6 separate regions of the Homo sapiens genome follow, and all the other regions are linked to region 5. The links are chromatin contacts, found by Hi-C in ENCODE. All regions are on one chromosome and are shown on one strand. Each heading gives the region's core, a stretch centred on a gene start or an enhancer-like site at or near the end of the contact. The rest is flanking DNA. Distances are from core to core; before and after follow the strand shown.

Region 1 (3,823 bases), core at 1,292-3,791, 8.4 Mb after region 5:
CTGGACATGGTGTTTCCTGTTTGTTTTAGCACACACCAGGCCCAGTGCCACAGGAAAAAACAAAATTCCAAGAAAGGATTGGGGAGGCCGCTTTTCATGTGACTACTGCCTGCCTGTCAGCGCTAGCCTCTTCTGACTCTAAATTACAAGTGGAAGAAAGCACGTTAGAAACCCACAGAACTGGCCCGGCGCGGTGGTTCAGGTCTGTAATCCCAGCACTTTGGGAGGCCGAGGCAGGCGGACCACGAGGTCAGGAGATCGAGACCATCCTGGCTAACAGGGTGAAACCCCGTCTCTACTAAAAAAAGAGAAAAAAATTAGCCGGGCATGGTGGCGGGCGCCTGTAGTCCCAGCTGCTCGGGAGGCTGAGGCAGGAGAATGGCGTGAACCCGGGAGGCGGAGCTTGCAGTGAGCCGAGATCGCGCCACTGCACTCCAGGCTGGGTGACAGAGCGAGACTCAGTCTCAAAAAAAAAAAAAAAAAAAAAAAAAAAAGAAACCCATAGAACTGACTGGGGGATGGGGCACTTGCCTGCCTTCTTTATCAGTGTATCCCTCAACGGAATCACTGTTTATTTTTTTATTTTTTGAGAGGGAGTCTTGCTGTGTCGCCCAGGCTGGAGTGCAGTGGCACGATCTAGGCTCACTGTAACCTCCGCCTCCTGGATTCAAGCAATTCTCCCTGCCTCAGCCTCCGGAGTAGCTGGGATTACAGGTGCCCTCCACCACGCCCAGCTAATTTTTGTATTATTTAGTAGAGACAGGGTTTTGCCATGTTGGCCAGGCTGGTGTTGAACTCCTGACCTCAGGTGATCCGCCTGCCTTGGCCTCCCCAAGTGCTGGGATTACAGGCTCAGTGAGCCACCAATCCCGGCCCCAAATCGACTGTTTTAGGGAGAGCAAACTGAGACATGCCATTTATTGAACGCTCTTTTATATCTTCCTCGGTGCGGGGTGTTTTTCCAATTATTAACTATTTAATCTTCACAAGCTCACGACAGCCATTCGTAACCTAATTTTGCAGATAAGGAGCTAGACACTCATTTGGGGGGGAGAAGAGGAGGACTGGAGTTCAGAAAGTGCATTTGATGCTCTTATCCTGGAGGCTGGAGCTAGTTCACCTCCCTGGAGAACAGCTTTTGGGAATCCCGTTTGAAATTGCCGCTCAAGGCCAGCTCGGCATCCAGCCTAGGAATTGGAGGATTTTGGAGAATCCCCTTAGGGGGAAATGTTTAAAAGTGCAAAGTGAATAGTAGAAGCCCCTCTCCTCGTCACTAGGGGTACATTTGCCGTTTTCTTATCAACAGCCTCTCAAGTACAAGCATCTGGGACAAGAACTAGAACCGTGCTTGGGGCAGCCCCCACGTCCTCTCGGGAACAGGGGTGGAGCGCTGGCGGGAGTGGCTGAGGGCGGCCCGCCGCCGACACTGTGTGCAGGAAGCGGGCGCTTTGTCTGCTCTCCCACCGCGGAGAACACGAGGCGGAGGCGCGCCCCAGCTGGCCACACGCTGCCCAGGGCCGGCGTCGGTCAAGAGCCCTCTCTTCAAGCAGGATTAAGAGGGAACCAAGGGGCTGGCAGAGGGGCCTCAGAAGCTCCTGGGCGAGGCCTGAGCCCGTGGGTCTCGACACTAAAATCTGGCGAGCTCCCTGCGCGTCCGCAAAGATTTTGGAGCTCTGAAGAGCCCGGCGACGCCTGCGCTGGCCAGGCGCCGTGCCCACGGGAGGCGCCGTCCTCTTTGTAACTCGAGCAGACCCTGGCGGGCCAGTTGCTATGGCAATGTTCCTCGCTCTGCTCGGTGAGGCCGGGAGGTAGGCGGGCCTTGGCGGACGTCACCCACATTCGGCTTTGGGGAGCCGCCCCACCCCCAACTAATTGTTTGCCAGAAAGGAACCGTAGGATAGATGCTTTGTGAGACATCTACGGGGCCATGTTAGAACAGAAAGTCGCGACAGCCTCTTTCTCCGTCAGCCTCTTCACAAATCCCTTCGTGCCAACGATTTTAACGGTCCTTCAAAGCCAGGAGGAGGGGGCGTGGTAATTCGAGGGGTTTGTTCGAAGGGCCACGCCCTTTCCTCGGCCTTTGGATTTTTCCAGGCCGCGCCCACGGCGGGGGGGTGGGGGGGGGCGCTAGTTCTAGACCACGCCCCTTCCTTGTTCGCTCGGAAAGAGGACCAAAATGGAGGAGTAAGAATCATGATTAAATTGAGCGAGCGCAACTAATCACGCGAAGAGGGCCGCAGGCGGGCCGTCTTCCGCAAGCGTGCTTCCAGGCCTCCACTCCCCACCTATTCGGCGGCACCCTGTTACTTCTGCTCCTGCGCGCTGCTTCCCGCGACCTCACAGGCAGAGCGAACACGCACGGAGTCGCAGGGGCGCGCAAAGGGGGAGGAGCGGGCGTGACCAGGCGCGCGCGCGCGTCTGGAGTGACTCTAGAGAGCAGGCGAGTCGGGCGGATCGGGTGGGTAGAGTGGTGCCGTCCGGTTGTTTGGTGGGAGGCACGTAAGACCGCTCTGGGCACGGGGGCGCTCACCTCACTGGCTCGTTCGGTTCTAGGAGCAGATCCGGGGTAGAGGGAAAAGAGCTCCGGGCCAGGGGCTGCCGTCGCCGCCGTCGGGGAGTCAGCCCGCCAGCCCGCCAGCTCGTCAGCCCGCCAGCCAGCGCTTCGCGGGCCCTGTCGGTCCCGGTAAGCGGGCCTGCGCTTACCGGAAAGAGGAGCGTAAGATGAAAGAGTGTGAGAGACCATTGGGGGTCTGTAGGGGGAAGGGGAGTGGGGGCGTGTGTAAGGGGCAGGGTGTGTGAGGAGGAGAGGAACCCCAGCAAAGAGTAGTAATAATAATGGCCACCGTCACACGATAATATTCGAGTAATATGTGCGGGGACTTTACAAAGCATCTCATATGCTTCATTTTAACTTCTACTCCAATCCTCCGAGGTGCGTACTGTTATCAAACCCATTTTACAAGATAGGAAAACCGAGGCACGAAATAGATTAAGTGGCTTATGCAAGGACACACGACTACTACGTGGCCTGGCCTGGCTTCGAACTTAGTTATCTTAGTCCTAAGGCCCGTAATTTTAACTTTGCTTTACCAAACAAAAACAGAAGAAGAATGGCGTGTCAGAAGGAGGAGGACTGAGTGTGATTTGAAGTGGAAGGATGATGATAAACGAGAAGAGAATGATGATGGGAGACGGAGTAGTGGGGAGGAGGACCTGAATTTGGAATCTTGCGGGCCTCCCCCTTCTAAATCGCCGCCTCTTCCTTAGTTCTTGCGGCCCCATAACTTTTTCTTGGTGTTCTATGGCTTTATGAATGGAGGAGCCAACTCACAGACCTGGGCCATTCGGGTGGTTTTAAGAAGTTTGAACTGCGGTTCAATCCAGGGCAGTGCCTTGAGACACTGTTTGGAGGTAAGGGAGGGTCAGAGGATCCTCTTAAACGCTGCTGCTATTTATTTCTTCAAACGTGCCACTTCCTTTTCTATCATATCTATGCACGGCAAAGCCTTTGTTCAGTCCTCTAGAATAAGGAAGTGATGTTTATTGTTTCCTTGTACACTTGGGCTTAAACGAACAAAATCAGACTCAACGTTTCTTTTCCCGAGCAAGGCCTTGATTGCTTGCAGAGAAAACTTTCCTGTGGCTTTATCATTAGTTGCCCTTCAGAGCTTTCCTGTGTAAATAAGAAGCTATGTTTTGGAGAAGTTTACACCGTAGATGAACGGGAGCGATCTGAACATACTGCACTGCAGGTCAACACAGAGCAGGGACTTCAGTAATTCATAGGTGTGAGTGTGTTTGTGAAAACCTTTCCTTCTTGCAC
Region 2 (3,534 bases), core at 379-2,878, 8.0 Mb after region 5:
AAAAATAATGCTTATTAAAGAAAATGCAAAGGTTAAACAAAAGGAGAAAAATATCAGCCATATTCCTGCTACCCAGAAATAATCACTGTTAGTACTTTGGTGCATTTTTTATACCAATAGTTTTCTTTTTTCTTTAAACATAGATGTACAGACATCGTATCCTCCATGCAATTTCATATCCTGAATTTTTTTACTTATCATAAAAAAAGCATTTCTCCAACTCCTCATCAGCTCTTTATTTAAGAATTAATGGTGAATTATTCTCTATAGAAAATGTTTACATTGATGTTGAAACTACCTCAAATGCTAACTGCACAATCTCTTTCTGAAGATTTTAGGTAGTTTACTTAACCACTTCCCTTTTGGAACTCTGAGGTTCTATTTTATTTTTCCTATTATAAATAATTCCATAATGAACATCACTGTACTTCATATTATCTCTGATAGGCCTATTTCCGACGATGGCTGTCCCACGTGTGAAATTACCAGTTCAGATGCTACAAATGCATTTATGGCCACTGAGCAAAACTTAAGATCACCAGCCACCTGCTTCTAAACATGGAAACTGGTAGCTTTCCCTTTTACAACAGGACACAAACCCGAAGCTCCTTCTATGCCCTCTAGTACTAACACTTGCTTACCTATCACCTAACACAGCCTCCCCTCTTCCCTGCCCATAAAACGCTGCCCAGCCCTACATAATTACACGACCCTGGGCTGGTCCCATCGCCTTTCGGACCTCATCAGTCCCCATGCTGCGCAGTTGGAGAGTGGCATGACTGAAGTGCTGGACCAGAGCATATCCTACGGCCCCTCCTGGAGGGGAGGTGGTGCCCTGGGCGCCGAAACCAAGCGCAGGGTCTTGGCAGGGCGCAGTCGCTTCGCCGGTAGACCCGGGGACTCAAAGCAATAGAACTACAGCTTGGAGCTCCAGGGAGAGCCCAAGACACCGCAGCCCTTCCCCATCTAGATTCCGAGATTGGCCCCTGGGCCCCACTCCCAGCCTTCACTTCATCTCCCCTGAAGCCCTTTCTCTTGCCCGCGGCTCACCTAGTCCACCCTCCAGACCTCATTCGGACTTCCCATTCTTCCCAGTGGAGGGGTCGCCCAAACCCCTCGGGGTCTCCTTTCCCCCTCTCCTTTTCTTTCCGCGCCGTCCAAGCCAGTCCCACTCTCCACACTCTGGAAGGTATCGGCTACCCCCAATATTGCGACTGCCTTGCAAGATCCCCCCATCACCTCCTCCGCATGTCTTTCCACGTATCTGTATGGGGTTGTCCCTCTGTCTTTCCCGCCATGACTGGCTTTCCGTCCTATTTCACCCACCCTTCCTCCCACGGATCCGCGAGTCCTCTGGCCCTGGCCCTTTCATTTTATTAGTCCGCCCCTCTCCTGATAGCACCTCTATCCTCTTTAGGTCCCCTCATATGCCCCTCCTCCAAGTCTGTCCCTCAGCGTCCCCGTCCGCGTCTCTACTGTCTGTCCCCGAATGTGTTCCTCTGTTCCTGGAGTCTGGCCCTCGGTCCAGCCAGGCCCCTGCTCACCATCCCTCCCCCGGGCCGGAGAGTCTGCAGCCCGGTTCCCGGTTCTCGCTGGGGTAACTCTTTCCTCTTCCACTTTCTCTACTTTGAACCCATCCCAGCAGAGTCCAGGAAGTAGCCTGGCGCCGGAGACTGGCGGCGGCGACGCCCAATGGGACGCGCCAGCGGCGGCGGCAGCCCCGCCCAGAGAGCAAATGAGACCAATGGTCGCGTGAAGGCGGGACTTCCGCTGTCCCGCGAAGGGCGGGGGGAGCGAACTGTTGTGGTGCGGAGCGTTCGGCGGGCGGCGGCCGGGCGGCCCAGGGGCTGCCGCGGGACTCGGGGCGCAGCCGAGTGGCTGCAGGGGTGGAGTGGGCCGGACGAGCCGCGGGGCCCGGGTGCCGCGGGTTCGAGGCCGGGCCCCGCGCGAGGAGGCCGCGCCACCCCGGGGGAGCTGCCCGGCAGCGAGTTTGCCCCGCTGCCGAAAGAAGGCGGGAGCCGGCAGGGGCCTTCGAAACCCCCTGGCAACCCAGGCCCGGAGTCCTTGGGGAGCGGCTGTTTCCTGGGACGCCCTCCCGGACACCCCCGCTGCAGGGTTACGGTTCTGGGCCCCCGGCAGAAGGCTCCTCCGGGTGACCCCCGGCGGGGCCCTGCGAGCCGCGGGAGCCGACCCCGGGGCCTCGAGCCGGGAGGAAGGGGGCTTCCGGAGGCGGAGGGCCGGGGGCCGAGGGAGCCGGGCCTCTCGGACGCGGGGCAGGGCAGCGCCCGGGCTGGAGACGGACTCTGGGACCCTCGGCTGCGGGGGTCTCAGCGACCTGCCCCGCGGCAAGCGCGGCCGCGGAGTGGCCTACCGGGGACCCTCCCCCAGAGGGACCGGCCCGGGGCGGGGAGATGAACGGCTTCAGCACGGAGGAGGACAGCCGCGAAGGGCCCCCCGCCGCCCCAGCTGCCGCCGCCCCGGGCTACGGCCAGAGCTGCTGCCTCATCGAGGACGGCGAGCGCTGCGTCCGGCCCGCGGGCAACGCCTCCTTCAGCAAGAGGGTCCAGAAGAGCATCTCGCAGAAGAAACTCAAGCTGGACATCGACAAGAGCGTGAGTCCGCCCCCGCTCGCGTCTGGGCCCCGGCGCCCCCAGCTCTCCGTCCGCTGCCCTGGGCTCCAGTCGGGACTCCCCGGGCACTCCCCGCCGTGGGCCTCGCCGCCCCGGCTCTGCAGAACTGAGTTGGACTCCGCATTTCAAAGGCCGCTCCAGCGCTGACATGCTCTGACTGTGATTCTACCCAGATCCGGGAGGATGGGGGCGGGGGCTTCAGGACTCCTGCTGCCTGGAAAGATTGGACAGCAGTTTCCAACTTGTTTTATTGGTTTAGACTTTAGAGCAGGGAGAGGTGGGTTAGTTTTGTTGGCCCTTGAAGGAGCAAGAATCGGAGCGGGGAGTGATGAAGATACCCGGCTCTTTTCCAACTTCTCTCTCCTTCTAGGAACCCTGTTATTCCTTCAGACAGAGAAAGGTGGCAGTTACTTCCCTGGCTCCCGCATCCTCGGTATCAGCAGAGGGTCACCGAGCTAGCTGCTTCGCAGGCAGCTGTGGGAATGGGTTTTTCTAGGATGTGGCAGAAATAAGGCCAAGGCCAGGTCTTGAGAAATGGCTCTTGCAGTCGATGTGACTGGAGGGGGGAAGAAAAGAAATCAATTTTCTTAGTGGTAGTTTCTTTTGAAATAAGGGGGTGGATATTTAAATTTAAATCGGATTGCCCTGCTCTTTGTGGCTTATTATAGGAAACTCCTCCCGTGTGACTTCACCACTTCTAGTTAACAATTCTGAAGCTGTGCCTATTGTCAACCAATTAAGAACTTTTTAGTTTGACATCTGTTGCTACAAGCCTTAAGTGATTGCTTCATGATTAGGAATTGGAAATGAGTTAAGGGGATATTTAATATTCAGGTAGACTAGCTAAGAGCTTAGGTGGTTAACATCCATTCTCTTCTAGAATCAGAATTTCTCCACAGTTGGA
Region 3 (3,703 bases), core at 173-2,672, 8.5 Mb after region 5:
AAAAACAAGGTTGGGCATTACAATATGGAGTCCGGGAGACAGGCTGGTGTGAGCTGTGATCGAGCCACTGCACTCAAGCCTGGGCAATAGAGTGAGACCCTGTCTCAAAAAAACAAAACAAACAAAAATATGAAAGTACGAATCTGGAATTAAAAAGGGAAAGAACAGTTTCTGCAACTGGGTGGAAATTCTGGCTCTGGGTTCTGGGTACTCAAAGATGAAGGAGAAGCAAATGGAGTGACTCTTGATTTGCTTGATTGAGGGCCAGCTGTGTGAAGGAAGCTGTATGTGGTAAATGGTGTGGAAGAAAGTTTCCTTTCAACTCAAAAATGCTAAAATGCTCAGATTCTGCACTACTCGTGTGTTGCTTGTTTGCATTGGGTATCTGACATTCCTGCATAGGTAGCAAACCGCAATCTGAACTACCTGTTATTCTAATACAGAGGGGTCAAATACATATATTTGAAGGCGTCTAGGGGCACAAATTTGGAGGCACCTAGTCGTAGATTGATCACTGGTTTGCCAGTTGTTAGTTGAGAGACTTTAACATATCCTAAATATGTTTCCTCATTTGAAGAAGGAAAATGATAATCCATGCCTTGTTGGATTGCTGTGAGGAATAAATGAGATTTAGTGAAATACCTGCCTGACATAAGGCAGTAAATGCCAGATGAATATAAACTCATTCTTGAAGGTCAACCAGATTAGTAGGGATTAGGACAGCATACATCATATTTGAACTATTTGCTCTTTAAAAGAGATTTTAGGCTAGGTTTCGTGGCTCATACCTCTAATCCTAGCACTTTGGGAGGCCGAGGAGGGCAGATTGCTTGAGCCCAGGAATTCGAGATCAGCCTGGGCAATTTGGGGAAACTCCTTATCTATAAAAAATACAAAAATTAGCCGGGCGTGGTGATGTGCGCCTGTAGTCACAGCTACTTGGGAGGCTGAGGTAAGAGGGTGGCTTGAGCCCGGGGTCGAGGCTGCAGTGAGACTAGGTCATTGCTACCACACTCCAGCCTAAGCGAGAGAGAGACCCTGTTTCAATAAAATGAAATAAAATAGCTTTCACACTATTTCAACTGATCTTTACAACAAGCTTGTGCCCTAAGGTTAGTCATTTCTGATAAGAAAACTGAGGACCACCGGATTAGGTGGCTTGTTCACGGATTCTGTTCCCCTACTCCTTTCTAGTTTGTGAGTTGGGACTTTAGTTTTTCTGAATCCAGGTGAATTTTCGGAAGCCCACGTGCTTTCGGCCTTTATTAATTAATTCATTCCCAAGCCAGGTTCGCCTGACCACACCTCGAGCGCCGGCCCAGTGCTTGCGATCTTCGTGACGGCACCTGGGGTGTAAGTACTGCTTGTGGGAGAGCCCCACAGGAAATCCAGAGTATTGCGCATGCGTGCTGTCCAGAAGGCGCTTGAACTCGGCGGCTTCCGTAGCGGGAGGGCGAAAGATGGCGGCGGCAGTACTGGGACAGTTGGGTAAGGATTTCTTAGTGGTTAAGCGACAGAAGGGAGTCGAGATGGAATCTGAGTTGACGGCTTGTGTTGATGTTGCAGGTGCGTTATGGATACATAACCTGAGGAGCCGGGGGAAGCTGGCCTTGGGGTGAGTCTCTCGCTTCGGAGTTTCGGAAGGGCCCAAGGCATCTTTAGTATTCTGCCAGTTGGTAACTGAGCGCCTCCGTGCCTAACTGTGTTTTAGGCTCTGGGGTTACTGAGGCGAATGAGACAGCCCGAGTCTCTGCTTTGTCACTCTATTTTTTCTCCACCTTATTGCATAAACTGTACAGGGATCAGGATTACCCATAACCCAAGGGCGATTGTAAATGCGATTTCCGAACGTCTACTGTGATCTTTCTGGACAAGGTTAGACTATTCCATCTCCATATGGAAGCGTCCAACTTTTCAAGTTACCTCTCTGATTACTTGCTTACATGGGCAGGGACCGTGTTGTGGACAACTCTGCTTTACGTCGTACCTGACATTGTGTTTAGCGGTTTATATGCTTTAACTCACTCTCATAACATTCTACGAGTAGGTTCTGCTATACCCGTTTTTCAGACAAGGAAATTGAAGTCCCCAAACGTAAAATAACTTGCCTAAGGCCACTCAGTTGTAGGAAATTTTGAAGCTTTATACCAGAGCATTCTGTAGCCTTAGGACAAAAGCATTCATTAAAGGTTAGGGTAAGTAGTCGCTGTATTTCTCCCCAAAATAAAAAATCGGTATTTGAAAATTGATAATCTGATTGTAAATTTTCTGGTCTGTCCATTTGTTAGCATTGATTTTGGTTTAGTTCATAGGCTTTGCAGACAGATGAGTTGTATATGAATCCATTTTTTAACTGTGATCTTGGAAAAGTTACTTATTCTTAATAAGCTTCAGTTATCACTTTTATGATATGAGCGTTATGTTAGTACCTATCTCTTAGGATTTAAAAAATTTTTTAATTTTTATTTATTTATTTTTTTAGATGAAGTGTTGCTATGTTGCCCATGCTGGTCTCAAACTTAAGGGCTGAAACAATTCTCTTGCCTCAGCCTCCTGAAGTACTGGGATTACAGGCACATGCCATCTATGTAGCTCTAGTAGATTTTAAAAAGGAAATTCAAACAAGATAATGCATATGAAGTATTTAGTATGTTTATGGCATGTGATAATCCCACTCTGAATTCTAGTTGCCATTAATGTTTTTATTATTATAAATTATTACTGAGTTCCCAATTATATTTAACCCTTTTCTAAGTTTTTGGGTCCGAGGGGGATAAAGAGGTGGGCTAAAGAAGAAAATAGGAAGTAGTAGCTCTTAGGATTTGTCTGTACTCTTCTTAGATAATCTTCTATCACTCTTCCCCCAACCATGCTGATTTACTTACTTTTTCTGAATATACTTTGCACTTACTTGCTTCTTGGCTTTTCCTACTATGCCCTCACATCTTGTCTATAACAGCAGTCCTACCCATTATTCAAACCTCTGTTCAGATGTTTTCCCTTCAGGAAGTTTTCACTGGTTTCTCTAAAACGGAAAGAAATTAGTTTTTCCTTCCTTTTAGCATGTGTGCCTTCTATGATGACTTCATGTATATGTGTATGTGCCCTTTACTAGCTTGTGTATCTTGGAGAAGTAGGGACATTTATTTATTGTTGTACCTCCAGCATAAGGTCTTACACAGGCAAGTATTTTGATGTTGATTTGAATTGTCTTGCACCAACTTGTATTAAGAAGCTCTGAGCAAGAAACTTAAGCAGTTTGCCTTTAGTCTTTTCCTCTATGTCATGATACAAGAGTGTTTGATTTTGCTAGATAATCTCTAAGGCTATTTGCAATTCTGAAGTTATTACATAATTTTGTGAATCCTTATTTTGGATTTTCTAGTGGGGAAAATGACCATAAGAAAACTAAGTAGAAAGGTATAAATAATGTTCATGATAACCATGTAAAATTTTAGCATATAATCTGATTCAGTGATGAGAAACTTTTTTTTCCTTTTTTTTTTGGAGACACGGTCTCGCTCTGTGCCTAGGCTGAAGTGCAGTGCTGTGATCATAGCTCACTGCAGCCTCAAACTCCCGGGCTCCCACCTCAGCTTCCTAAGTAGCTAGAACTACAGGTGCATGCCATCACACCTGGCTAATTTTTAGGGTCTTGCTGTGTTGCTCAGGCTGGTCTCTAACTCCTGGGCTCAAGTGATCC
Region 4 (3,560 bases), core at 80-2,579, 7.6 Mb after region 5:
TCCTTATGCTCTCTCCAGGTTGCAACGCATCATTATCATCATCATAAATATATACAGTATACTATATGTAGAATATATAATATACATATTACATAAATTCATATAATTCCATGAAAGACTGGAAGGACATACTCCAAAATATATTTTTAAAGACAGGGTCTCGCTATGTTGGCCAGGTTGGTCTTGAACCCTAGGCCTGGCCTCAAGCAATCTTCCCCTGCCTCAGCCTCCCAAAGTGCTAAAATTACAGGCGTGAGCCACCATGCCCTGCCAAAACAGTCCCTTTACTAAAATATTAAACACTGGTTATCTCTATTCTTTCATTTGTGCCAGATATTTGAGCTAAGCCAGAAGAGAATTTTTTATGGTGATGGTTGTTTATATTATCATTACTATCGTTATTAGAATGACTGTACCATCTCTTTCCTCAACTCATTCATAATCTAGGAGAAAGGTTAAAAAAAAAAAAGGAATAAACACCAAGTACGTGGAACTGCACTATTTAGTGTTTTTGTAAGTCTTCCAGGCATTGTGTAGTAAGCGTGTAGAAATAATTGTAGTTTCTCCTCCAGTTATTTTCTCAGTTGGAGGAGAAAGATTCCAATAACTGTAAATAAATACGGCTGAGCCATATTTTTAAGAAATAAAAACGCATACGCTTACACACACACATATATATTACGTATATATACACTCCACCCGCCCCATTTACCAAAATGAAGAGCAGTACAGCTTAGTAGCTAAGAGCACGGGCTCTGGAGTTTACTTTCTTCCTGTCCTGCAGCGATTGTGGGGAAGTCAGGTCACCTGTCTGCCTCTCCGTTTCCTCATCTGTCAAATGGAGTTCTGGGTCCCTATAAAGATTCAGTGACGCGATATGTGAGGGGCTTGGAACAGTGACCGGCACGTAACCGCCCACAGGTTAACAGCTGCTATCACTTGGTGGGGTGATGGTTTGTATCCTATCGTTATTAATACGGCTGTCTCTAGATGAGCAAACATGCGCTCTCACTTCTTCCCACATTCAAGAATGGGGTCCCAAACGAGAGATTCGACGTAAACGTCCGCTCCCAACTAAGTTCTCAGGCGCTGACAACGACAAGAATTCCTCACACAAACGTAGCGCTTCAATCACTAAACCGCTTTCACAGCCCTCGACCCTGCCGCGAGATGTCCGCCGCCCACCGTCAGGTCACCGCCTCCCTAACGACTTCGGCTGCCCGGGCCCTGCCCCTGAACCTCGCACCCCTCCTGCCTCGTTCAGGAAGCTCCGCACCTATCCGGCCGCCACCCTCAGCACAGCCACGGCAGCCGACTCGGCGTTCCTACTGCCCCGGAAGTGCTCCTTCAGCGCAGAGGCGTGCCGGTGTGTCCGAGAAAACTTCCGAGTTAAGCCGCCGCTGAGGCCGGAAGGAGCTAGACGGCGGTCGGGTAGGTGACGGCTTGGTTGGGGTCGCTGCGAGGGGACTACTAGGAGCGCCGAGGCGTGAGTCGTAGCCTGTGGCTTGGGGTCGGGAGTGCAGGAGGCGAAAATGTTTGCCATTCTTTTGAAAGTCTGGCCTGGGTGTGGGAGTTCGGTCATCGAACACTTACTGAGAGCCAGATACCTGCCAGGCACTGCCCTGGGCTCCAGGGACACATCAGTCAACGAACGGAAGGGCCCTGCTCTCAAGCAGTGCGAAAAGCAGATTATAAACAAGTCAACAAACGGGATTATCTAAGGTGGTAGTAAGTGCTGTAAAGAAATTTAGACTGGATAATGTGATGGAACGAAGTGGGAGAGTAATAAGCCGTATGAAAATCTGGAATAGAGCATTCCAGGCAGAGAGAATAGCGCGTGCAAAGGCCATATAGTGGGAACAAACTTAGCAAAGTCAAGGAAAAGACAAAGGCCACTGGCTAGAGCAAAAGGAGCAAGGTGAGAATGGAGAGAGATGAGGCCAGGGACTTGAGCCCAAATCTTGTAAGGCTTATGAGCAAGGATAAAGAGTTTGATTTTTGTTTGGAATCCAGTGGAAAACCATTGAAGGTTTCTAAGCAGATGAATGACATGATCTGATTTATGACTCTAAGATTACTCCTGGGACCTCATCAGAAAGATGCAACTCTTCTGTTGCCCTCGAGCAGTGAAAATGCATGAAATCCAGACTGACAGAGCTAGTAAAATATTAAAATCAATCTTATTGTACAGATAAGAAAAACTGAATCCCAGAGAGGTGAAGGGACTTAGCCTTTAAGAACTCATGTTTTCCAACTCCATTTAATGCCCTCGGAATTATCATCTTAATTCCCAGATAAGAGTAATTGTCACTTCTAAAACTCTTCAGATATTTTCCTTTGCTTTTGACAGTGGTTCTCTAAATTTAGGTTCATCAATATCACCTGGAAGCTTGTTAAAATTCCAAAAAACAACAACAAAAAAACCCCTGCTTAAATATAAAATGGATCATTTCCTCTGATTTTCTGTTGTAATGGAAAATGCATAGAATTTGGGGCTAAAGTATGGAATCTTGGGAAGCCACTTATTTTTTAAATGCTGCTGATAATTATAGCAGCAGTTCTCAAACTTTTTGATCTTAGAATTTCTTTATACTTTTAAAATGTATTGAGAACTTCAAAGGGTTTTTGTTTATAATAGCTATCAATATTTACTATTTTAGAAAACAACTTTCAACAAAGGTTATTCATTTTAAAATAAACTCATTATATGTTAACATAGATAGCATTTCTGTAAAGGATATTTTCCAAAATGAAAAATTATTGAGAATGGCATTGTTTTACATTGTTACAAATCTCTTTAATGTCTGGCTGAATAAAAGACAGCTAGATTTTCGTAACTTCTACCTTCATTCTCTTACAATATCAATCATCATGTAACTTTTAGAAAATTGTGCCATATTGTGTGAGAATGTGAGTGAAAAAGGGATATGTCCTAATATTATGTAAATTGTTTTGAAACAGTGTCAGGGACACCCAGGAGTTCCTGCACCACACTTTTGAGAATTACACTGAATTACGGTGATTGTCATGCCAGTAAAAGAAATATGAGTTTGATTTGTAAATCAATAAACCTATATGCACATTAAAAATGCAGATGCCCAGGCATCCCCTAGAGATCCCAATTCAATAAGTCTGTGGGGTCAAGAAATCTGCATCTTTAACAAGCACCACAAATTAATTTGATATAAATGGTCTGAAAATTACAGAGTGAGAAAACCAGTCAAATGATTCTCTAGAGTGTTCTGCCTACTAAAACTCAAGATAGGTGTCTTTCTTATCTTCACCTCTCTCCATCAATAGTTTCCAGAGCCTGAAGCTCTGGAAAGTTAATAAGTTTGTAGCAGACACCTTTCACACTACCAAGTCGATGAGTGTCTGAACTCAAAATTTTGAGCACTTGCCACAGGCAGTGGCCCTGTGCTAAGGACAGAAGGTTTTTAGACTCTATCATTCATAAGCTTACAGTCTTTTGAACGGATAACTAACTGCTAAGAGGAAAACTGATAAGTCTTATAATGGCGTACTCTTAATGTGCTAGGGGACTGACAGAGCAAAAAAAA
Region 5 (3,553 bases), core at 49-2,548:
TGTGAGCCAGGATGGTCTTGATCTCCTGACCTCGTGATCCGCCCGTCTAGGCCTCCCAAAGTGCTGGGATTACAGGTTTGGGCCACCGCGCCCGGCCTATACCATGCTTCTTAACCATGCATCAGCTGATGGTCATTGGGTTGTTACAATACTTTTTGGCTATTATGAATATTGCTGCTGTGAACATTTGTGCACATGTTTTTATGTGGATCCAATTATTTAGGCTTACAGTATTTAAGAGTGCTGCTTTGCTACTACGCTGACTGGGGTTAAGACCAGGCTCTGCTATTTAGTAGATGTGTGACCTTGGGCAAGTTACTTAACTTCTCTGTGCCTCAAGCTCATCTACAAACAGTGACTATGTTACCCACCTCCTAGCAATTTTTGAATCTTAAAAGAGTTAACGTACCTGACATACTTAGATCCGGGTTTGCTACATGGTTAGGTCCAAGTAAAATTTATCTATTAGTATTATTTTAATATTTTTACGACTTTAATAAAAGGGCTCATCTTCATTGTGCCTTTGAAACCCCAAATCCAAAACTTTTTTTTTTGTTAATTAGAAAAACTAAATAAATATTCAGAATTGTCTGGTATTCTGGGTGTGCTAATTTCAGACAAGCACATTTTGAGATCGAGGGAGACGTGGTTAAGCTGTAAATTGCAAAGAGGCTTGCCTTCGCCAATTTACCTTTCTTAATGCAGCAACTTATAACACCTATTGGCTTGCAACGGTTTAGTATAATTTGGGAGGTATTCTTGTAATTAATAATATATTATTTAATAACATGGATATAGAGCTGAGTGGTGACTTAAGACTCCTGCTACTGTAAAGCTAGGAAATAGCGGCTTTCCACAGCAACTGTGCAATCGGTTTAGGCGCGGCCCAGGTCGATTTTGATTGGCTTGCCCAGTGGAAATGCTCTCCGCCTGAGCTACTACTGGCCAATATGGCTCCACAATTGGCTCTCCTGGAAGCCGACAGACACGTGGCTACCGCAGGCTGAGCCGAACTTGGGAGGACTTAGTTCTGCTTACCGCGAGAGGGCGCCGGCGGTTCCTCACTGCTAAAATCTCATTTCCCATAAAGCCCCCGAGTCACCAATCAACTGGCTGTCTTCATACCGCTTTCAAAGTCGGCGGGCGCCTTGCCCAATAGCAAAGAACATATCGCCCCCATTTCGAAGATTGATGGAAAGTTTGACCAACCGCATCTCAGACTTCTGCTGTCTCCGCCTCTCTCGTTGGGGATTGACGATTTTTCTAGCCAATAGGAGACGTCGGGTCGGCGGGTGGATGAACGCGGCCCTCTGTAATGGCGGAGCGTGGCGGGGACGGGGGCGAGAGTGAACGATTCAACCCGGGGGAGCTCAGGTAAGGAACGCTGCCCTCCTTCACATCTCTGCTCACGAGAGCCCCAGAGGCTAGACGCTAGACCTGCCATGTGGAGATCCGGGGCGGACGGTGGGTAGCGGAGCCGGGCGGCCCGGGCCGGGACCGCATGGGGTTTAAGAAGGGGGAAGGGGAAGGTGGCTTGAATGAGAGCCGGGCCCGGGCTGGGCCAGGGCCTCCTGCGCGTTCCCTGGCTGCTTCCTAGTGCTTTCTTGGGGCCTCGCCGCCTCTCGCGGCCTGCAGCCCTCTGGCCGGGCGCGGTGCTCCCGCCTTTGGGCCCCGCCTCAGCCGCGTGTCGCCTCCGTCTCGGCCGACCTGAGTCTGTCCCCAGGCCGCGCTCCGCTGCGGGCCTGATTTTCCTCATCGACGTCTCTGCACTCCGCAGTTACTTTCCCTGTACCCCTCGCCACTTCTGGCTAAGCCTTCTCCACGCCCTCCGCGGCTCTTTGGGCTCCCCACGTTTGCCCTTTCATTTCATCCCCCTCATTGCTTGCCTTTCTTAACTTCTGTGGCTTTTCTTCCTTTTTTCATCCCTTTATTCCTTATTATCCTGTAGTTGTGAGTAACAACAACAGTAGCAACCCCTTATTAGGCACTTACCGTGTGCCAGTAAACCCTTTACTTAGGTTTGTCTCATTTAATCCTCACAACCACCCTTTGGAGTAGTTGCTATTAACATTTTGCAGGCCACAGACCAGAGGGGTCTTCAGTTGTTACTCGCCCATCTTACAGGTGAGATAACAGCCTCGTGGAGGTTGAGTCAGTAGAATAAGATTGCATAGGCGGATTTGTGGCTCCAGGAAGTGGCTTGAACTCAGGCAGTCAGGTTTCAGAGCCTGCAATCCCAATTGGCGTTCTATTCGTCTACTACTCATGCCATTTCCTTGAACAGTGCAGTGACCTTTTTTTCCCCTGGAACCTCAGTGTCTATGAGTTTGTAATTAAAATTTGGTAAAATGAGAGTGACCTGGAGAAATCTTTTGGTCAGTGGTTTTTGAGGAAAAGAGGTATTATGCTTTATGTGTATTTGGTACTTTGGTTTTTTTCTGTATGGGAGAAATGGCATTTCAGATGTTCAGCTCCCATTCTGAATTGTGCTGTTGTCAACGTTTGAAAATGAAAAAGAGCAGGGTAGATTATGAAGACTCTGTTGATACTGTCTTGAACTTAAGATGAAATTGTGTAAGGAAATGGGTATTGTTATTCAAGGTTTTAGAAGAGGAAAATGCCTTTCAGATTCTGTATGGTCGCACACACAAATCTCCACTTTGGCAGAAATGAAATTTTGTTTTATTTCAGAGATGAATCTGAAATCCTTTAAACTCCATATGTATACAGTATTAATGAGTGATCAAGGTGAATTGTCAGCATCTTTAAATATTAGCGATGCCAAGTTTATTCCTGATTTCGATCTTAAAGGGAGGTTACTTAGCTAGTTTCAGATGGATTTATTAGGGAACATTCTTTTGCATTTTAGAAAGTATCTTTCTAAAGCTTTAAAAAAATCCAAATGGCTTTATTAATAGTCTAGACACTGTTGCACAACTGATTTGAATAGAGCTTTAATTTGCAAATGAATTTGCCCTGTTGCAAATATTTTATACCGTAGCCTCTTGGATTGGAAGTTGCTTGCAGAGCATACTGTACAGATCTTTATTTTAGCATTTCTCATGAAATTAGGTGTGTATGTGGCCTCTTTGATGGCAGAAGTTGGGGCTTAATTTTTGCATTATATTTGTAACCTGAATGTACTTCATGGTGTGTCTGTCATAACCGCCTGGCAAATGAGATGTTCTGTAGTTATGTTGTAAATAAATGAAGATAGGAGATTTAAAGATACTTCACTTATTGGGCCGACATTTATTGTGTGCTACATGACAGTTGCTGACCTAGGTGCTGGTAATAGTGCCCTGAACCAGACCGAAAAAAGAGGTTTGTCCTGCAGGAGCTTCCAGCTTAAGTAAGAGCCATCTAAATTGTAAATGAAATCAACCACATCAAATGATTAAATCTGCCTGTAAGTGTGAAGTGACTTACACAAGGTCACTGGGTAGTTGGCAGGGTCTGGACTAAACCTCAGGTCTCCTCAATCATAGTTTATACAATTTGCCCCCATATATCGGTAGCATCTTTTTATTTCTTGCCCCTCCAGTTAAAGTAT
Region 6 (3,685 bases), core at 241-2,740, 5.8 Mb before region 5:
TCTTTCTTTTCTCCCTTTCTTTCTTTCTTTCTTTCTTCCTTCCTTTCTTTCTTTTCTTTCTCTTAGGAATAACGCTCAAAATCCTAAGGGAAATTGAACACTCGAACAAAGGATTATTAGCAAAGCAATTTTACTTCTGCTCAGAGGGGTGTCTGCTTGGCCAGTCGCCATGAGAGCACACCTGAACAAAGGGGCACGAGAGCCTTTATTCCTGACGCAAGTCCTGCCCCTGTACCCTTTCCCCATTGGCCGGGGTCGGGTCATACAATCTGAACTAATCCCGGTTGGCTAAACATTTGATTTTTTTAGGTAATGTGGGCACGTAAAAGAAAGTGGAGAGGAAAGGGGAAGGGGTGCCTGTAATGAACTAGAAAGTTAGTCCTCTTTCCAAATAATGAAAGGAATGTGAGCTGGTACTGATAACGTCTGGTACTGATAACGTCTTGTACTGTGGCGTGCCTCGGCATCTAACGAAGGCAAAAAGGAGAAAAAGGAAAACAAAAGTGTGTGTGGGGGGGAGTACTATGAATTAAAGAATAAAAGATTGATCTAATTATTTGAAGAGAAACCTCATCATATCCCAGATTTCTTTCTTTCTTTCTTTCTTTTTTTTTTTTTTGAGACGGAGTTTCGCTCTTGTACCCCAGGCAATGGGGCGCGATCTCGGCCCACTGCAATCTCCGCCTCCCGGGTTCAAACGATTCTCCTGCCTCAGGCTCCCGAGTAGCTGGGATTACAGGCACCCACCACTACTCCCGGCTAATTTTTGTATTTTTAGTAAAGATGGGGTTTCACCATGTTGGCCAGGCTGGTCTCAAATTCCTGACCTCAGCTGATCCACCCGCCCAGGCCTCCCAAAGTGCTGGGATTACAGGCATGAGCCACCAGGCCCGGCCCAACCAGTGTATTTCTTGAATGAACTGAAGTCTCATATCTCCCTAAAATATGTAAAACCAAGCTGTACCGGACCACCTTGGGCACATGTTCTCAGGACCTCCTGAGGGCTGTGTCAAGGGCCATGGTCACTCATATTTGGCTCAGAATAAGTCTCTTCAAATATTTTACAGAGTTGGACTCTTTTCGTTGACAATTCAATGACGCTTCAAGCGTTTTTGGCAGCTCTCATCAGTGGGATCCGCATTAATAGTGAAACGGCATCATGGCGCTTCCCGCAGTTCGGGATTGTTTTGAACTTTCATCTAGAGCGTATTGTGGGTGGGGAAGTTGTGTTTGCTGAGTAGATTGTGACACTGCTGGCTTGGGTCACTCGAGGTCAGGGATGAGAGACTTTTTTTCCTAGAATTGGTAAGACAGGAAATCAATCAGAGGCAGAGCGACGCCTCTGGCTCTGGTCTAGTGGTGCAGCGTCTCTAGCCCTCGCCCCGCCCACCGTCCCCGCGAGGCGTCCACTCGCCGAGCCCCGCCCTCACCCAGCACCCACCCCGCTCCTCGCGCCCTCCCCGCCTGTTCCCGCCCTGTGCTGAGGCTGCGCAGTCGGTGCCATCTTCTACGCCCCTGGGAGCGTTGTGGCTGCTGTTTCCTTCGGCTTTCCTCCTCCTGCTCCACCATGTGGAGCCGACGGCAGGGCCGCCTCAGGCCCACGGTCTGCGGGGTGGAGGAGCTACGGCGCCGCCGGCGGGAGCGGGAGGCAGGTGTGGGCGGCCGAGGGAGCGCGGGGGTATATGGCGGTCGGGGATAAGTTGAGACCCCAGGCTCGGAGCCGCGGGTTCTGGGTTGTGGTCGTCCTTCCCACGCTCAGCCGGCTCCTCTGCCCCCAGCACTGCGGAAGGCGCGGAGGGAGCAGCAGCTGGTCAGCAAGAGGCTGCTGAGAAACGACGCCCCAGAGGAAGCTGGAGAGGGATGTGTGGCTGCGATCCTCGGGGAAACCGAGGTGAGGGGGCAAGGTAGGGTGCGCTGGAGTCCACGCCCGCTGGCGCCAGACTCCCGGGAGTACTCGAGGTCTGCCCCAAACCTGAACGCAATCCACTCTACACTTCCACGCATCCAGTGGGTCAAGCCAGAAACAGGGGAATCATCCTGCACAACTCTTTGACCCACAACCCCATATCGATCCATCATCAAGTCCTAGTTGTTTACCTCCTGAAGAGCTTTGGAGTCTTTACATGCCTCACCATCGAAGCTGCCACCACCACCTCCTCTCTGGATACTACTGCAGTCTCCTAAAAGGTCACCCTGCATCTATGCTTGTCACCGTCACTACGTCCTTTAAAAACACGTGGAGACCAAAATCTTTCCTGTGCCTTGCAAAGCATAGCATGGTCTAGCCTCTTCCTAACTCAAATTTTATCAGTTTTCTCATCCTACCCACCGTCCTCTTTTTAGTTCCTGCAACGATATATCGGATTTGTGTCTCAAGCCCTTGGCATTCGCTACGTCTAACGTTCGTTTCTTTTGGTATTCTGTCTTGAGAGCCTATTTTTTTTCTTTTCTTTTCTTTTTTTTTTTTTGAGACTCTCGCTCTGTCGCCAGGCTGGAGTGCAGTGGCATGATCTCGGCTCACTGCAACATCCGCCTCCCGGGTTCAAGCGATTCTCCTGCCTCAGCCTCCCGAGTAGCAGGGATTACAGGCGCGCGCCACCACTAATTTTTGTATTTTAAGTAGAGGCGGGGTTTCATCATGTTTGTCAGGCTGGTCTGGAACACCTGGCCTCATGATCCACCCGCCTTGGCCTCCCAAAGTGCTGGGATTACAGGCGTGAGCCACTGTGCCCGGCCACCTACTTGTTTCTTGTAGAATATTAATCATTATCTAATGGTTTGTCTATTGTTATTTCTCCAACTAGACTTTAATTGCAGGAAAACCTAGATCCTGTGTTGTCATTGAAAACCCGGTTGCCTGCACATTATCTGGCATATAGTTAAGTACTCAGTGTTTATTGAATGAGTGAATGAAAGGATTTATTCAGTAAGCATTGAGTATCCCCTGTATTTGTATTATGTTTACGTACATAGTTTACCGTACATACCATGTTGACATATATATTATCAACTTATTCCTAGGTCATACTATTCCATTGTATGCTTACTTTATGCCAGGACACTGTGCTGGTCACTGAGGTACACAAAGATGAAAGGATAGAGTCCTTTTCTTTGAGGTGCTCACAGCCCGGTGAAGAAGACAGATGTCACAAGGGAAGGAAACATGAGGAACAAGAGAAACTCCTAAGTCTCTCAAAAAGAGCTAACTTCCCAGAGGAAATGAGGAGCAGAAACCTGAAGAGAGTGGGAAGCTGGAGAGGGTATCCAGGCAGAAGAAATAGCATGTGCAAAAGCTCGGAAATGTAAAAAAAAGAAAAAGAAAAAGCTCATGTTAGGCTGGTTGTTGTTAGAGTGTAGGTTGCATGGGGAGAATGGCTAGAGGAGTAGGTTTTGCCAGGCTGAGAGGTTTAAATATCCTTGAAAGAACCCTGTATGAAGGCAGGATAGATATTGTTATTCTCATTTTCAGGTGAGGAAACTTAGGTTCAGGTCCCATATGGAGTAAGTGGCAGGTATGGTATTAGAACTCAGTTCTGATTCTCTGTCCACTCCACTGCAAGGTAGATGCTTATTAGTTGCATTAGTGTGAATGACAAGTTCTGAAGGTGTGATATTGGAAGGCTCACAGGTGAAGTGGGCAGAGAGAGACTTAGGACTTGCTTTCTGTGAACCGTGTGTTCTCCTT

What was found. A loop is a pair of places that touch in the nucleus more often than their neighbours do. Pooled maps may share reads with other maps.
Region 1: a map of B cell shows a loop between it and region 5 (31-fold over the local background). The contact joins the promoter of CNOT8 here to the promoter of TCERG1 in region 5. A Hi-C loop is called at or near these places in 2 of 168 maps with a recorded cell type or tissue (B cell and naive thymus-derived CD4-positive, alpha-beta T cell) and 7 of 50 pooled maps.
Region 2: a loop to region 5 is called in a pooled map, with 7 times the contacts of the local background. The contact joins the promoter of SAP30L-AS1 here to the promoter of TCERG1 in region 5. A Hi-C loop is called at or near these places in 4 of 50 pooled maps.
Region 3: a pooled map shows a loop between it and region 5 (6-fold over the local background). The contact joins the promoter of MRPL22 here to the promoter of TCERG1 in region 5. A Hi-C loop is called at or near these places in 3 of 50 pooled maps.
Region 4: a pooled map shows a loop between it and region 5 (14-fold over the local background). The contact joins the promoter of FAM114A2 here to the promoter of TCERG1 in region 5. A Hi-C loop is called at or near these places in 6 of 50 pooled maps.
Region 6: a pooled map shows a loop between it and region 5 (8-fold over the local background). The contact joins the promoter of TMCO6 here to the promoter of TCERG1 in region 5. A Hi-C loop is called at or near these places in 8 of 50 pooled maps.

Annotation. Positions count from the first base shown.
Region 1 is chr5:154,856,086-154,859,908 of GRCh38, forward strand. CNOT8 (CCR4-NOT transcription complex subunit 8) reads left to right here and starts at 2,542. Exons shown (of 7, transcript NM_001301073.2): 1 at 2,542-2,683. RefSeq lists enhancers at 1,336-1,837, 1,838-2,341, 2,217-2,386, 2,342-2,844, 3,348-3,823 and silencers at 2,587-2,686, 2,747-2,806.
Region 2 is chr5:154,444,194-154,447,727 of GRCh38, forward strand. It overlaps SAP30L-AS1 (SAP30L and GALNT10 antisense RNA 1), which reads right to left and starts at 1,629. Exons shown (of 3, transcript NR_037897.1): 1 at 1,545-1,629. SAP30L (SAP30 like) reads left to right here and starts at 1,804. Exons shown (of 4, transcript NM_024632.6): 1 at 1,804-2,612. The coding sequence starts at 2,412. RefSeq lists enhancers at 1,428-1,547, 1,601-2,101 and silencers at 1,678-2,207, 2,338-2,447.
Region 3 is chr5:154,939,651-154,943,353 of GRCh38, forward strand. It overlaps MRPL22 (mitochondrial ribosomal protein L22), which reads left to right and starts at 1,423. Exons shown (of 7, transcript NM_014180.4): 1 at 1,423-1,488; 2 at 1,567-1,615. The coding sequence starts at 1,461. RefSeq lists an enhancer at 1,363-1,522.
Region 4 is chr5:154,037,581-154,041,140 of GRCh38, forward strand. It overlaps FAM114A2 (family with sequence similarity 114 member A2), which reads right to left and starts at 1,330. Exons shown (of 14, transcript NM_018691.4): 1 at 1,277-1,330. It overlaps MFAP3 (microfibril associated protein 3), which reads left to right and starts at 1,387. Exons shown (of 3, transcript NM_005927.5): 1 at 1,387-1,431.
Region 5 is chr5:146,446,035-146,449,587 of GRCh38, forward strand. It overlaps TCERG1 (transcription elongation regulator 1), which reads left to right and starts at 1,299. Exons shown (of 23, transcript NM_001382548.1): 1 at 1,299-1,374. The coding sequence starts at 1,316. RefSeq lists an enhancer at 962-1,669 and a silencer at 1,588-1,667.
Region 6 is chr5:140,637,961-140,641,645 of GRCh38, forward strand. TMCO6 (transmembrane and coiled-coil domains 6) reads left to right here and starts at 1,491. Exons shown (of 12, transcript NM_018502.5): 1 at 1,491-1,652; 2 at 1,779-1,891. The coding sequence starts at 1,568. RefSeq lists a silencer at 1,303-1,552.